2 separate regions of the Mus musculus genome follow, and region 1 is linked to region 2. Evidence: chromatin contacts called from ENCODE Hi-C data. All regions are on one chromosome and are shown on one strand. The core of a region is the stretch at or near the end of the contact, and the rest is flanking DNA. Distances in the headings are between cores, read along the strand shown. Region 1 holds the start of Smdt1 (single-pass membrane protein with aspartate rich tail 1). Region 2 holds the start of Mei1 (meiotic double-stranded break formation protein 1).

Region 1 (6,334 bases), core at 557-3,056, 280 kb before region 2:
AAGCCTCCAATGGACTACTGATCCCCACACCACTCGATTTTTAAAGTCTTTGAAGAAACTCAGAGCAACGAAGAGACAAAGTGAGTTTTATGGCCACCAAAATGGATATCAGAAAGAAAAACATAAAGCTAAACTAAATTTAGGAAACTAAGCAACTCAAAATTAGGGGCCAAACCTAATTCCTTGCAAGAACCATACAAAGTTAGGTGAGAACACTAGGCTGGCTGGGCTCTAACCAGCTCTCTCCACCCAAAAGTGAGTTCCGGGGCTGGAGGGATGGCCCAGTGGTGAGGAGCACTGACAGCACTTCTACAGGACCTGGTTCTCAGCACCCACGTGGCCTCTCACACGCAAGTAACTCCAGCTCCAATATGGCACAGTCTCTTCTAGCATTTGTGGGCATGTGGCACTTAAGTGCTACACAGACATACATGCAGGCAAAACATGCATACACATAAATAAAACTCGAGTTAGGAGGAGGTGTGTGCACTGATGGGGCCTCTCACCTCCTTCTCTTTTAGCTGGCTCCTGCTGCTGAGCAACCTTGCTTCACAATTAATGTTAAAAGCTCGCAAAGGCAACATGGACGGAAGGAATGCCAATGAGATTTCACCGGTATTAGCTTCCTGCTTCCCCTAGCTGTGACTTTTTATACAGCAGCTGCACATTTTTGCTTCTCGCTGGAACCCTGACTGGGGTCAACTGCTACCGCTCAGGCTTGCTCTAAAGACTTTTGTTTTCCCTTCGACTCCATACGGCCATGCCGTCAAAAAGCACACCTTTGGTATAAGAGACTTCCCATTTTTCCTTTGGGGTACCGAGGGCAAGTGACAAGAGTTCAAGTATGGAAAAACCAGGATGTGGTCTCTGGTTGTCAAGACCTAACTCCTAGCTTTGGATGCTGGCTTCAGGGCTCTGCCCTGACTTCATCTGTAAAACCTACACATTCCTCAGCACAGAAGGTCCTGCTCCCACATCCCCCTATCCGTTCTCCTTCATTTCCTTTTTACTAAGTATATTACTTCCGCATTCCCTTCCCACTCTTTCAGTAATTTATTCTATGTGCATTGGTATTTTGCCTCCTCGTGTATGACTATGCGAAGATGTCAGATCTTGAAGTTACTGATAGTTGTAGCTGTCCTGTGGTGATGGGAGTTAAACCTGGGTCCTCTGGAAGAGCAGAGTTCCTAAGCTCTGAGCCATCTCTCCAGCTCTCAGGATTGTTTTATCCCATCACCTTTGAGGCAGAGATTGCATGACTTGTATAAATCGACACAAAGCCTTTCTTCTGACCCTGAAGAAATAGGTCATTATGTCCCTCAAGATAAGAAATTGCACATTTCGCTGCTGCCTTCCAGCTTCTGTGTCCAGGAACCCAGCTTAACAGTGAGTTTTATGGAAACATTTTCCTCCACCTGTCAAAGTCAGCAAAACCCAGCTGCACAAATTGAGTCCTATGTCCGGTCCCCAGTCTATGCCAATACTATGATTGGCCTCTGCGCCTGTCAATCAGGACAGGTCACATGCACTCCCCCAATCACCGGCCTCAATCCCTTCGTCCCGCCTCAAGACAGACACTCACTTTCACCGGCTTGGGCAAAATGGCGCCGCTGCGAGTGACGATGACTGACCTCGACGGTACCTGGCTGAGACCTGAGCTGCCCGGTACGGTGTAGACATCGCCACCTCTCCTCCCCCTCGGCCCGCTCCAGAGAGCCCCGGGTCGAACTGCAACCCAGGCCAGCCGCCGAGCCGCCGTGGACGCCATCTCCAGCTCCGCCCCTCGCCGGGAGCCACACCCCACGCATCCAAGGCGGCCTCTGGCAGAAACTTTCTCCAAAACTCGCGAGACTCGTGACACACACGGGAAGCACCGCCCTCCCGCCTGCGCAGAGCACGCATTCGTATGCCGGTGGGAAAGTCCTCGGCGCCCGGACGACGTAGTGACGTCAGGAGAAGGACGCCCCTCCCGGACTCCAGAGGGCGGGGCCGCCAGGGCTCCCTTTGTAGGTGTTCCCGCCCCTCACCTCGGGAAGACTTGAATTAAGGAACCAGAATGTGTAATGAAAAACTCTACTTGGTATCTGAATTTATATATATATATATATATATATATATATATATTTTTTTTTTTTTTTTAAGGTAACAAAAAGTTAACAAAAAGCTGGGCGAAGTGGCGCACACCTTTAATCTTACACTACTTGGGATGCAGAGGCAGGAGGATCTCTGTGAGTTCAAATCCAGTAAGTTCCAGGACAGCCGGAGCTACGTAGTGCGGCGAAAAAAATCAAGTTAACAATAAATAGCTCATGGTTTCTGTGGACATTGGTACAATGGGTGCAGTGGACAGCGGGCTTCCCCTACAGATCTAGGGAACAAACAAATAGACGGATTGGCCTGATGGAGGTCATACCACCAAGCCAGGTTCTTGGACTCAATTGTTAGCCTCAGACACCAGCTTTGCAACTCAGGCTCCTGATTCTTCATTTGTAAACACGTTGATTGTAATAACCAAAATTAACTTTCTGAGAGGGTCTCACACATAGCCCAATCTAGCCAAAAAACTCGCGGTGTTGTCAAGGATGCTTTTGAACTCCTGATCCTCCTCCACCTCTTTGCTACCAACCGGGGAACTTTACCGTTCTGGTTATAAAGGGAAGGGGGGAGGGGAGGCTAACAGGCCTTCCACCAGGTCCTGCTGCAAAACAAACACCAAAACCAAGTGAGGTGTGGCACTCCTATCTATAATCCCAGCAGATTGCCATGCTAAGGAGTTCCAGACCTGCGTGGGCTACAAAGACTTGGTCTCCAAAAACCAAAACTATTAAAAGAGCAAACACTAACTACTGTGACAAGAAACTTAGCAAAGGTACCTGTGTGTACAGTGAGGGCAGCTGGCTATGAGGTTACAAGCAGGCTTGAGAAACATAGCCCTGACCAGAGGAACCATGGAACTCAGTCTCCTGGAGGCAAAATCCAGCCTTTAGGCCTTGTTGGATTTGGGTCAGGCTGGCCCAAGGCCCCAGATAGGGAAAGGAGGGAGGTCAGGAAGAGTCCAATTTTGTTTGGGAACGGTATACATCTCTATTGAGCCACAGCCACTGTCACTACATCTATATAAAGGGGACAGACGGGCCTGGTTTCTGGCTCTGTAGACCTAGCCATCTGACCTTAGAGCTAAAGAAAAAGATACTTGGAATGACACGGGACAGAGTAGCTATGAGAGCCCTCAGCAGACAAGCCTTAGGAACAAGCGGGCTAGGTAACAAGAGTCCCTACAAGTTGCCATGACGACAGGTCAGGTCTTCTATATAAAAGGCTGCCTGCCTCCCTGCGGGCAATGTCCAGCACTATACATGGACAGGGCAGCAGCGGGAGAGAGAACAAATCCCTCTTTAGCACCTAAAGACCTTCTCCTACAGAGAGCCCTGCCCAAGCTACAACGATGTCAGTCTTCAAGCCACTTCCTGTCACCTCTGGCATGGAGATGCCCAAGACTTCTTGTGTTGGACTTTATGGCTAGAGAGCAGAGCCCCACTTCCTGAATTATATTATCTTCCCATCAACCACCTGGCCTTTCTAGACCTCAGAAAATAAGTAGGGAGCCATGATTCTTCAGTTCATGCCAGCGAGAGGGGAGGATCTGGAAGCTAGAGAAAGTCTACAGAGCAGGGGAACACACACACACACACACAGAGCAACCTGGTAAATGAGTAAATATTTAACCCCTGACGTTCTGACCCCGGCATCCTGACCAGCAGGACAGGGCCATAGCTTAAAGGGCTCTGGCTCAGGGCCTATTCTGTGACTTGTTCTCTGTCTGGCTTCCTTTTGCCCTTTGCTGCCACCCTCGCCTCAGCTCCATGATCTCCTTCCCATACCAGTCATGCAGGGTAGAGAAACAGGAGCTCTCAGGGGACACGGGGCTCTGTCCCATGCTTAGGAGGAGGCTAGCAGGGCCCTGTAACTCCCACTCGGTCAAATCCCGACCTATTGGCCGGATCCCCCTTTCTTCCACAGTACCAATGGAACTGCGGTCCCTGGGGAGAAAGTGGCCGTTCTCAGGGTCTGGAGCTCGGTGGTCAGGAGCCTGAGATTTACTACAATTGGCAACAGCCCTCTGGGATGCACAGCGATGCAAGGCCAGGCTCTGACGGGCATCCTGCAACTGGCTCTCCAATTCTCGCACCACAAGTCGCATGTAGCCAAAGCTGGCTCGGGACAGTGCCTTCACCCATGCCTCTTGGGCAGCCTGCCCATCTGCTGCCAGCAGGTGTGGGCGCACTCCAGGGGCATCAAAGCGAATAGCGAAGGCGAACTCCTCGGGTACAGGAGCCTCGGCCAGCTCCACCGTGCAGCCTTCCAATACCACAAGACTCAGCGGGACCCGGCTCTCTCTAGTCTCGAAAGAGAATAGCAGATTGCCCTTGAGAACAAACCAGTATCTTCGGCCAGTGCCACTGGGAGTGGGTGGGGAACCTGGTCCTCCCCAACTACGCAGAAAGCCAGTGTGGTCTGCCGGAGAATCACTCAGCGCATAGTGGGCCACACTCCTCTTGTTCAGCTTCATGGCTCCCACGAGAACAGTGAGATAGAGAGATGGTAGCACCCGCAGGGAAGGACCCAGCTCAGAAGACCAGCAGCCCAGTCCTGTGGCTCCTACAGACCATGTTCCTGCAGTTCTCAGACTTCAGCTGAAGGACTAGTCTTCCTTGCCTTTCATCTCAAAAGTCTTATAAGGGTCACCAAAAAAATTTAAAAAAAAAAAAAAAAAGAACCTGGACATCAAAACACTGTAACAAAAAAGACAATAGTTGTATCAGGAGAAGAGCCCAACATGGTGCTTTGTTTGTTTGAAGACAGAGTCTCATAGCCCAGGCTGCTCTTGAACTCACTATGTAGCCAAGGATGTCTGATCTGAATTCAGCTTCTGAGCTGACTGTCCCCATCTGCCCAGTTCTTCCTGCATACCTACCCCATGCTCAGCTTCTGTCATGCTAGGTTTTGAAGGCAGGAGCCCTGAGCACACGGAGCCCCAGCTCTTCTGGGTGTTCGTTTGTTTGTTTGTTTGTTTGTTTTAAGCATACAGCACCCAGTATTCCCAGTTGGTCTCCCATCCGAATACTAACCAGGCCCGACCCTGCTTAGCTTCCAAGATCAAACAAGATCAGTCGTGTTCAGGGTGGTATGGCTGTAGTTTTTAATCATGGCTTTCAGGCTGGGTCATACCATATCCCTGGCTAACCTGGATATTCCTTTTGACATTTTTTTTTAACCCAAAGAAATAACCCCTGGGGAGGGATGAAAGGGACCCTAGGCCCAAAGACACTTTTGTGCTTTAAACATCCTAAACATGGGGCCCCTCACTGCAAGTGTAAGCTCAACCTCCAGGGAGCCCACGACTTTCCTGAGCCCCTACTAGCCCCAGTGGTATCCAGCCCACATTTCAGAGCCAGATGGAGGCAGGGGAGGGACAGGCCAGTGACCGAGACCACCTAGGGGTAACCACATCACACCAACGAGCACCAGAGGAAGGAGGAGGTGACCAGGGGTGAATGGGACCGGCTCTGTAAACTCCAGCGGTGTGTCCTGGGGCACTGAAGACATAGCCACTAAATTCTGGTGCTCCAAGGTTCCTATACAGCTGAACTGGCAAGGGTCATATGAGGAAGAGTCAGCACTTGGTCTTATAACTTCTAGGTGGGGCCTTGTTGGTGACACACTTATCAGCAGAGTCACAGAAGGGGACAGGGTGGCCTCTTATCTAACCACACAGCTCAGCCACATGGTTTCCAGAGAGCCTGCAAAAGGGTTCTCAGAGAACGTGAGAACTGTTCTAACTTCAGGGCCCCAGTAAAAGGGCAGCCTTTTGCCGGAAGCGCTCCTCCTTTTCATAATCTGCTCATCCCGTAGGGCAACTGAAGTTCCCTGTATGTCTTGGCCCACTGTCTCTTGACTGTAATTCTGGGCTCCCTGGGGCTAGGTAGGTCAGTTAAGTGCAGTTAAGATTTCCTGGCTGTCCCTATGGGATTTCCGTCACCACGATATTGGGGAGAAGTCTCCTGATTACTGATGTACCCAAAGATCGAATTTGGCTTTGTCCCTTTCGCGCACCTCCCCTCCCTATTTGCAGGACATCTAGAGTGGTTAAATCGCCAATAATCAGCCCTGTGCAGACTTGCTGAATTTGTAGGAATGCATCAGTAGACAAAACTAGGTCCCCGTCCTCTTGAAATCTACTTTCCAGCAAAAGAGACACTCCGTAAGCAAATACAATTAAATAAATAATGAATTAATCAAGTAGTGAGTGATAAAAAACGTAGCCAGGAGGCGG
Region 2 (7,222 bases), core at 3,058-5,557:
TTATTTAAATTTTCTTATACATGTATATATATGTACTAATTTATATGTTTGCATTTTAAAACATTTTATATATATTTGTGTGTATGCGCGCGCGCATGCGTGTAGGGTAACCTTTGAGTCAGTTATCTTCCTCCATTACGTGAGTCCTAGGAATTGAACTCAGGGTATTAGACTTTGATAGCACCTGTCCTTACTCTCTGGGTCATCTCACTGCCCCCCCTCCCCCCAAAAAAAAACATTTTTCTTAATATAAGATGTGAGTATATTGCTGAAGTTCTCTTAGTACAGCTACTATGAAGCCAGGGTTTGGGGCTGGTGAGATGGCTCAGTGGGTAGGAGTACTTGACTGCTCTTCCGAAGGTCCTGAGTTCAAGTCCCAGCAATCACAGGGTGGCTCACAACCACCCATAATGAGATCTGGTGCCCTCTTCTGGTGTGTCTGAAGTCAGCTGCAGTGTACTTATGTATAATAACAAATCTTAAAGAAGGGTTTCTCTGTATAGCCCTGGCTGTCCTGGAATTCACTTTGTAGACCAGGCTGGCCTCGAACTCAGAAATCCGCCTGCCTCTGCCTCCCGAGTGCTGGGATTAAAGGCATGAGCCACCACGTCCAGCTTCTTCTAAAATTTTAAATGGTTGTGAATCATTACTAGGTGCTGGAACTGATCCCAAATTCTCTGCATGGGCGATATGTGCACTTAATCCCTAAGCTATCGCTCCAGCCCAGTTTCTTTATCTGTTGGCTTCAGACTTGGTAGGTAGCCAAGATTGGCCTTGAACTCCTGATACTTCTGCCTCCACCTCCCAAATCCTGAGATTATAGCCGTGAGCACCACACATGGCTCAAAAACAAAAAGTGTTTGTTGACAATGCCTTGTTTGTTTGTTTCTAAAGATTTGTTTATTTATTTATTGTATATAAGCACACTGTTGCTGTCTTCAGACACACCATAAGAGGACATCGGATCCCATTACTGATGGTTGTGAGCCACCACATGGGTGCTGGGAATTGAACTCAGGACCTCTGGAAAAACAGTCAGTGTTCTTAATCACTAAGCCATCTCTCCAGGCACCTTTCTTTTCCTTTTTAAAGACAGGGTCTCTCTATGTATTCCTGGCTGTCCTGAAACTCAATATGTAGACCAGGCTGGCCTCAAACTCACAGACATCCTCCTGCCTCTGCAACAGAATGCTGGGATTCACGGCACACACCTCTATGCCCAGCCCGTCATCCACTTCTCTGTAAAAGCGCTCATCTACCCTCACTAATTTACCAACCAGTCTCCTCTGCAGACTGTGAATTCTTAGTGAGCCTGGCCACATCCTAGCATCGACATACCTCTAATGCTTAATGCAGTACTTAGCAAAGAGGTGATGCCTGAGAAAAAACAGAATCAGTTATCAACTCATTGAGTTCCCTCCTACGTTCCTAAGTGAGCAATTTCAGTAGCCACTCAGTAGCCAGGGCTACAATTCAGGCTAATAGTCCCCAGTTTGAATGGTAGGTATACACAGCTTCAGGAGGAACACCTTACCTTCAATACAGAGGTCTGCCATACTCCCATCTTCCACACTGTTTAACAGTCCTTGGAGCAGAGGGAGGCAAGAATAGGATGATTAGCAGTGCGGTCTCAGTGCATACAGTTTTACAAAGGCAATGATAATTCTAAGCCCAGCCGTTTTAAACAATGCCCTTGCTCAGTTCTGATCTCAACCACACCTAGAGTCCTCAGTGTCCAGTCTAACTCTTAAATGATGACAGTCCGAGTTCGCGGCAAGCAGACTGTATGCCCTGGAGTCTGTGACCCATCTAGGGTTAACAATACATTTGGCAGTCTTGGTTTTCTCCTGAGGTCATCCTGGCTCCCACTGGTCAGCAGTTGGTAAACCTGGAACGCCTCCACATGGGGAAGCACTCAGAGCATGTTATCCATCCTCCCCACAAGGTTATCCATCCTCCCTAAGAGGTTATCCATCCTCCCCACGAGGGCGAGGCCCACTATACACTGCAATCAAAGAGGGAGCCACCTCACTTTACACCTGAAGAAACTAAGGAAGGAGAGGGACAATGACTTGATTGGTATCACAACCAAGGCGAGCCGACTCCATTCCAGGCCTCTCATCCTGAGCCGAATCTCAACTGTACAACAGCAATCGCCCACTTTCCATCTGTTCCTTTCCACTTTCACTAGCCTCTTAGAGCTGATAAGGACGGTTACCATAAAATGATTCATGTAGCTTAGAAAGGGGAGGGGACCCATATTGCCATGATTATAACCAAACAACTTGTTAGTAAACTGCCACAACGATACAGGACATCTAAGTCATCTTTCCAAGTCCTCCCGGGTTAAAACCTACGCTCCGCCGAGCGCGTGCGCGCGCGCGCACAGTTCACGCCAGTTCCCCCTTTGGATCTCACCGAAAAGCACGCGTACAAAATGGATGCAGACTCTCTGGTCCTGAGCTACCAGCTGAGCGACCAAGGAGGTGTGCCTCACCAGGGCATCTTGGAAGCAGAACACCACATGTTTCTTGCGCACCAGCTTTGAGTGAATGGAGAGAAACTTTCAACAGTGACCAAGGCAGGCTCACTCTGAACCCGGACAACTGTAGCTCCCAAATATAACCACAAGAGTACTACCACAGTCACTTAAAACTGTGAGCCAGCCATCCTCCGTGCGGAGAGGATAGACACCGTTTACACCAGGAGATTCGTGCATTTGTACGGACGTATACAGAAACTGACGTTTCTAGTTTACATTTACATAGCACTGTGTTTACAAATCACTTTTTTTTCACCTATACGTTTGGAGGAGGGACACTCTTTTTTTTTTTTTCTTTTTTTTTTTTTGTCTCATGTAGCCCAGGCTGGCCTCAAACTCACTATGTAGTTGAGGCTGGCTTTGAATTAATCACCCTGCCTCTATCTCCGAAGTGTGTGCCACCAACACATTTCAGCCCAAGAAGCTGGCAACACAATCAAAACCAGGAATTATCCCCATTTTATGGATGAGAAAAACAGGCTCAGAGACTTCCCCAAGGTCTCAAATCCAAGGTCTCTAAACAGGCATGGCCTAAGGTTAGTGCTCCGTCCACTTCAACAGTCTAGGGAAATGATCTTGGGAACCCTTCATGAGCCTCAGCCGTAGGCAGAGAACACACAGCCTTCCATTCAGTATAGACCCTCACACTGGTCAGTCTCCAGTACAGTCTCTGCAAAAATGTTCAAGACAGAACCAGATCAAAAGGAGAGAGGGGGCCGGGCAGTGGTGGTGCACAGCCTTTAATCCCAGCACTTGGGAGGCAGAGGCAGGCCTGGTTTACAGAGTGAGTTCCAGGACAGCCAGGGCTACACAAAGAAACCCTGTCTCGAAAAATAAATAAATAAATAAATAAATAAATAAATAAGAGAGAAGGGACCAGTAGGCATGGTAATGTGAGCCTCTAATCCCAGCATTCGGGAGGCGGAGGCAGGTGGATCTCTGTGAGGCCAAGGCTACTCTGGGATAGATTATCTAGTGAGATCTCCAAACAAGCAACTCTGCTAAGGCAAATGTAGAGAATTCTGTTTTTCAAAAATGACTTCCCATGCACCCCACTTCTGCCTGCCAGGAACCTCTGCCTGTCATTCCCGACATCACAAAGATTAAAAACAGTCTCTCCTCCATTTTTTTTTTTTTTTTCCTCACTAGAGCTAAAAGGGAGTGGAGCAGAGGAGCTGAGCTGGGGCTCAATACCTAGAGATGGAGGAGAGCAAACAGAAGGGTTGGTGGGGAGCAGGGAACAGAGAGTGGAGTGTGCAGCTCTGAGCCCTGGAGGTATCCAGGGGCTCCTCCAGACTCTGCACCTAGGGACAGGCTCACTAGAGACTCAGCAGGCGACAGGCAGAGCCCTCAGGAGGGTAGGGCGAAGAGGATAGGGCGGAGGGCCTCAGGCGAGACTGAAGGTGGGGACAGCAATGGCCTCAGCGGCTGGGAGAAGGGCGAGCCTGAGGAAGCGGGTCGGGTTTGGGCTTCATTTCAGGAAAAGAGTGCCTGGTTCAGAGAAGCTGGCTTGCTGAGGAGGGTGAGGGAAATAGCCACACCAGGTCCTTGAGGAGGAGGGAGGGTTTAGGTCGCACCGACACTCCGGGCTCCGGCAGCAGTTCCAACGCGCAGGCCATGCAGACGTGAGGGGACACGGGCAGCAGCCAGCGCGGATCGTGCCGGTGATGGGTCCTCTCCAGGAGCAGCGCCGCTTCTTCATCTCTCCCAAACGCGGGATGGTCAGCAGCCGTCATCTGCCCCGCAGCCACCTCCTCGCCTCCCCGGCTCTGCAGCGCAGGTTTTCCCGCGCCGCTTCTGCGCAAGCGCAGTCGGAAGAGCGCTCCGAGCGCACGTGGAGGAGCGCGAGCCTCCTGCGCCCCGACGACGCGCGGGCGAGCAGCCACTGCAAGGCAAAGTGTTGGAGGCTAGAACTGTGGATTGTGTGCAACTAAACCCAAAAGGACTGTGCGTGGACCTCATCAGGAATGTGTGCTCAAAGCGTTTATAAAGTAGTTGTCAGATTTGATAAAGAAAAAAAATAAATGTTGCTATTATTTGCTTTTTTGTTTTCACTAAATTTTTTATGTATGAGTGTTAACCTGTGTGTATGTATGTACACCACGTGAGTGCCTGGTGTCTGCAGAGGTCAGAAGAGGGAGTCAGATCCCCTGGAGCTAGCGTTGGGGAGGCTTAGAGTCACCATTTGGGTGCTGGGAACTAAAACCAAATCCTCTGCAAGAACAAACCTCTGAGCCATCTCTCCCTTCTGTTTATTTTGAGTTAGGTTCTAGCTAGGCGTGGTGGCACATGCCTTTAATCCCAGCACTTGGGAGGAAGAGGCTGAGTTTGAGGCCAGCCTGGTCTACAGAGTGAGTTCCAGGACAGCCAGGGCTACACAGAGAAACCCTGTCTCAAAAAAAGGGGGGGGGTAGATTCTGATGTAGTTCAGGCTGGTCTCAAACAAGATATGCCGCTGAGGATGACTTAAATTCCTGATTCTCCCAAGACTGAGACAGGACTGCTCCATCATTTCCACTGTACCCCAACTGTTGGGAGTCAATAGTGCCCAAATCACATTCAAGGAGCCGGCGTGTTACACCAGGCACCAACACCAGAAGGTAGAGATCACTGGAAACTGTTTTACACGCTTACCACAGTGTAGAGGTAGAGAGATGCGTTATTATAGGAACATTCTGCAGGCGATGGTGGAAAAAACAAACAGAACACATATTAAAACTTAACTGGGTGACGGGATTTTGGGAGTTTTTTGGTTTTATCAGATAAACTGGGGTGCATCTTGCCTTCCTGTTGGGGTGCCTGGCACATGGCCAGCATGCCTGCTCGGGGGAGGCATACCGCAGTCTGTAACGACGGTCCTCGGCGGGATGGAGGATGATATCTGTGGTTCCCAGTCTCCTGTGTTCCTAGGCGCCACTGGGATACTGATGGGAATGGAGGTCCCTTATTCATGCTTCCCTTAGGGCATGCCAGGCAGGAACTGGAAGGCAGAGCCCAGGTCCGGGGTGGAACTCGGTTTGGCCCCAAGTGAGTTCAGGGAGAGTTGGGAGGAGCTGGGAGAGAGAAGGCCATCTCCAGGAGATTTCGGCTCTTTATGACAAGGCCTCCCTTCCACAGCAATCCCTGACGAAGAGATGGTTTGTTTCATCCTTGCTCAAACTGCCTTAATGGTGGATGTGAACGCGTTCACCCTATTCAAGGTGAACCAGGGATTAAACCCCTTTTCTGGGAAGGAATGCCCAGGAAGGGACCTATCCAGGTGACTTATAAGCTTGGAGCACTCCAGGTTTTTATGCTAAGAGACTAATGGCCATGGATTCAATAGGCTGTCTTGGTTACTTGTTCCAGAGCAGAGAGCAGGCAATGAGTGGCCTCATCCTTCTGGCTCTCAATTCCAAGATTTGTGGGGTTTGGGCTCACTCATCCTTACCAGTTCTTCTGTCTGGTGGCGCTGTCCACTTGCCCCACAGGTAGAGGACTCGGTGCACTTGAGAATGGCCTTGAATTCTTGAGCCTCACGACTCTACCTCCCAAATAGCTGAAATTACATTTTCTATGTGACCTTTGGTCAACACATATGGCTTTTATAAGGAATCAAGCGAGTAGAGGCTAAAGATAGCTCAGCGGTACAGCACTCGCTTAGCACTCACAAGGCAGAAGCGCCATAAGATTTCCTCTGAAGATTAACACTTAATTAGCTCCAGAATGCGCCCATAGTGAGCTAATACAACAAATTGTGGTGGGTGATATTATAGAACTGAGGCAGTGTGGATTGGATTTTCCATGAAGTTGGTTTATGGGCAGCAAAACTCCAAAACTGAACACCCCTTGCTTTCCCCACTTTCCAAAGACAGGGTCTCACTATGTAGTCCTGGCTGGCCTAGCATTCACTATGTAAGTCAGGCTGGCCTGGAACTCAGAGATCTGTTTCAGCTACTCCTACAGGTCATTCTGTCCCAGGTAGCAAGTGAGGTCTTGCTTAGCTAACAGGCAGCACAAGCAACTGCTTTAACTAAATCACTCAATAAATCATCAAGTCACTCAGGATTGGTCCTTTCTTACTCTCTACTGTAGTACCATGTGCTTATAGGAGTCCATAGAGGTCAGAAGAGGCATCAAGTGCCCCAGAACTAGTTACTGACAGCTGTGAGCTGCCTGATATAGACTATGCTGGCCTCGAACTCACAAAGATCTACTTGCCTCTGGGTACCCACTGCTGAAATTAAAGACATGCACCACCATTCCTGGCTCTGTGATTTTTTTTAATTTAATTAATTAATTAATTACTTATTTATTGCTTTTAAATAAATCCTTGATTCCAGTTGATACTGCCCATATATGGTATGGGGACATCCACTAGAGAATGCCTGACCTATCAGGAGCTACACCTTAAAGAAAACTGACTCGCCCCCTCCCATGGAAGTCATCAAGTACCCACAGCCCTTCAGGAACAGAGGGATCCAGGAATGCCTTCCCATCCCATGCTAGAATGTAGACTGGCTTGATCTTGCACAGCTCTTGTACAAGCAACCACAGCTGCTATGAGTCTATGAGTATAGTATCCTGTTGGGTCCAGAAAAACACCTTTCTCTCTGGTCCTCCTCAATTTTTGGTCTTACAATCTTTATGTCTCCTCTTGCTCAATGGTTTCTCAGCCTTTGAAAACCTCCCTTTTTGTAA

The links. A loop is a pair of places that touch in the nucleus more often than their neighbours do.
Region 1: a loop to region 2 is called in a map of gastrocnemius, with 2.8 times the contacts of the local background. The contact joins the promoter of Smdt1 here to the promoter of Mei1 in region 2. A Hi-C loop is called at or near these places in 1 of 37 maps with a recorded cell type or tissue (gastrocnemius).

Annotation. Positions count from the first base shown.
Region 1 is chr15:82,341,518-82,347,851 of GRCm38, reverse strand. It overlaps Smdt1 (single-pass membrane protein with aspartate rich tail 1), which reads right to left and starts at 1,806. Exons shown (of 3, transcript NM_026914.1): 1 at 1,583-1,806. The coding sequence starts at 1,768. Pheta2 (PH domain containing endocytic trafficking adaptor 2) reads right to left here. Exons shown (of 2, transcript NM_177391.4): 2 at 2,142-4,793. The coding sequence starts at 4,570. The coding sequence ends at 3,791. It also overlaps the pseudogene n-R5s41.
Region 2 is chr15:82,067,202-82,074,423 of GRCm38, reverse strand. Mei1 (meiotic double-stranded break formation protein 1) reads right to left here and starts at 4,307. Exons shown (of 31, transcript NM_028897.3): 1 at 4,120-4,307; 2 at 2,419-2,542; 3 at 1,535-1,585. The coding sequence starts at 4,278.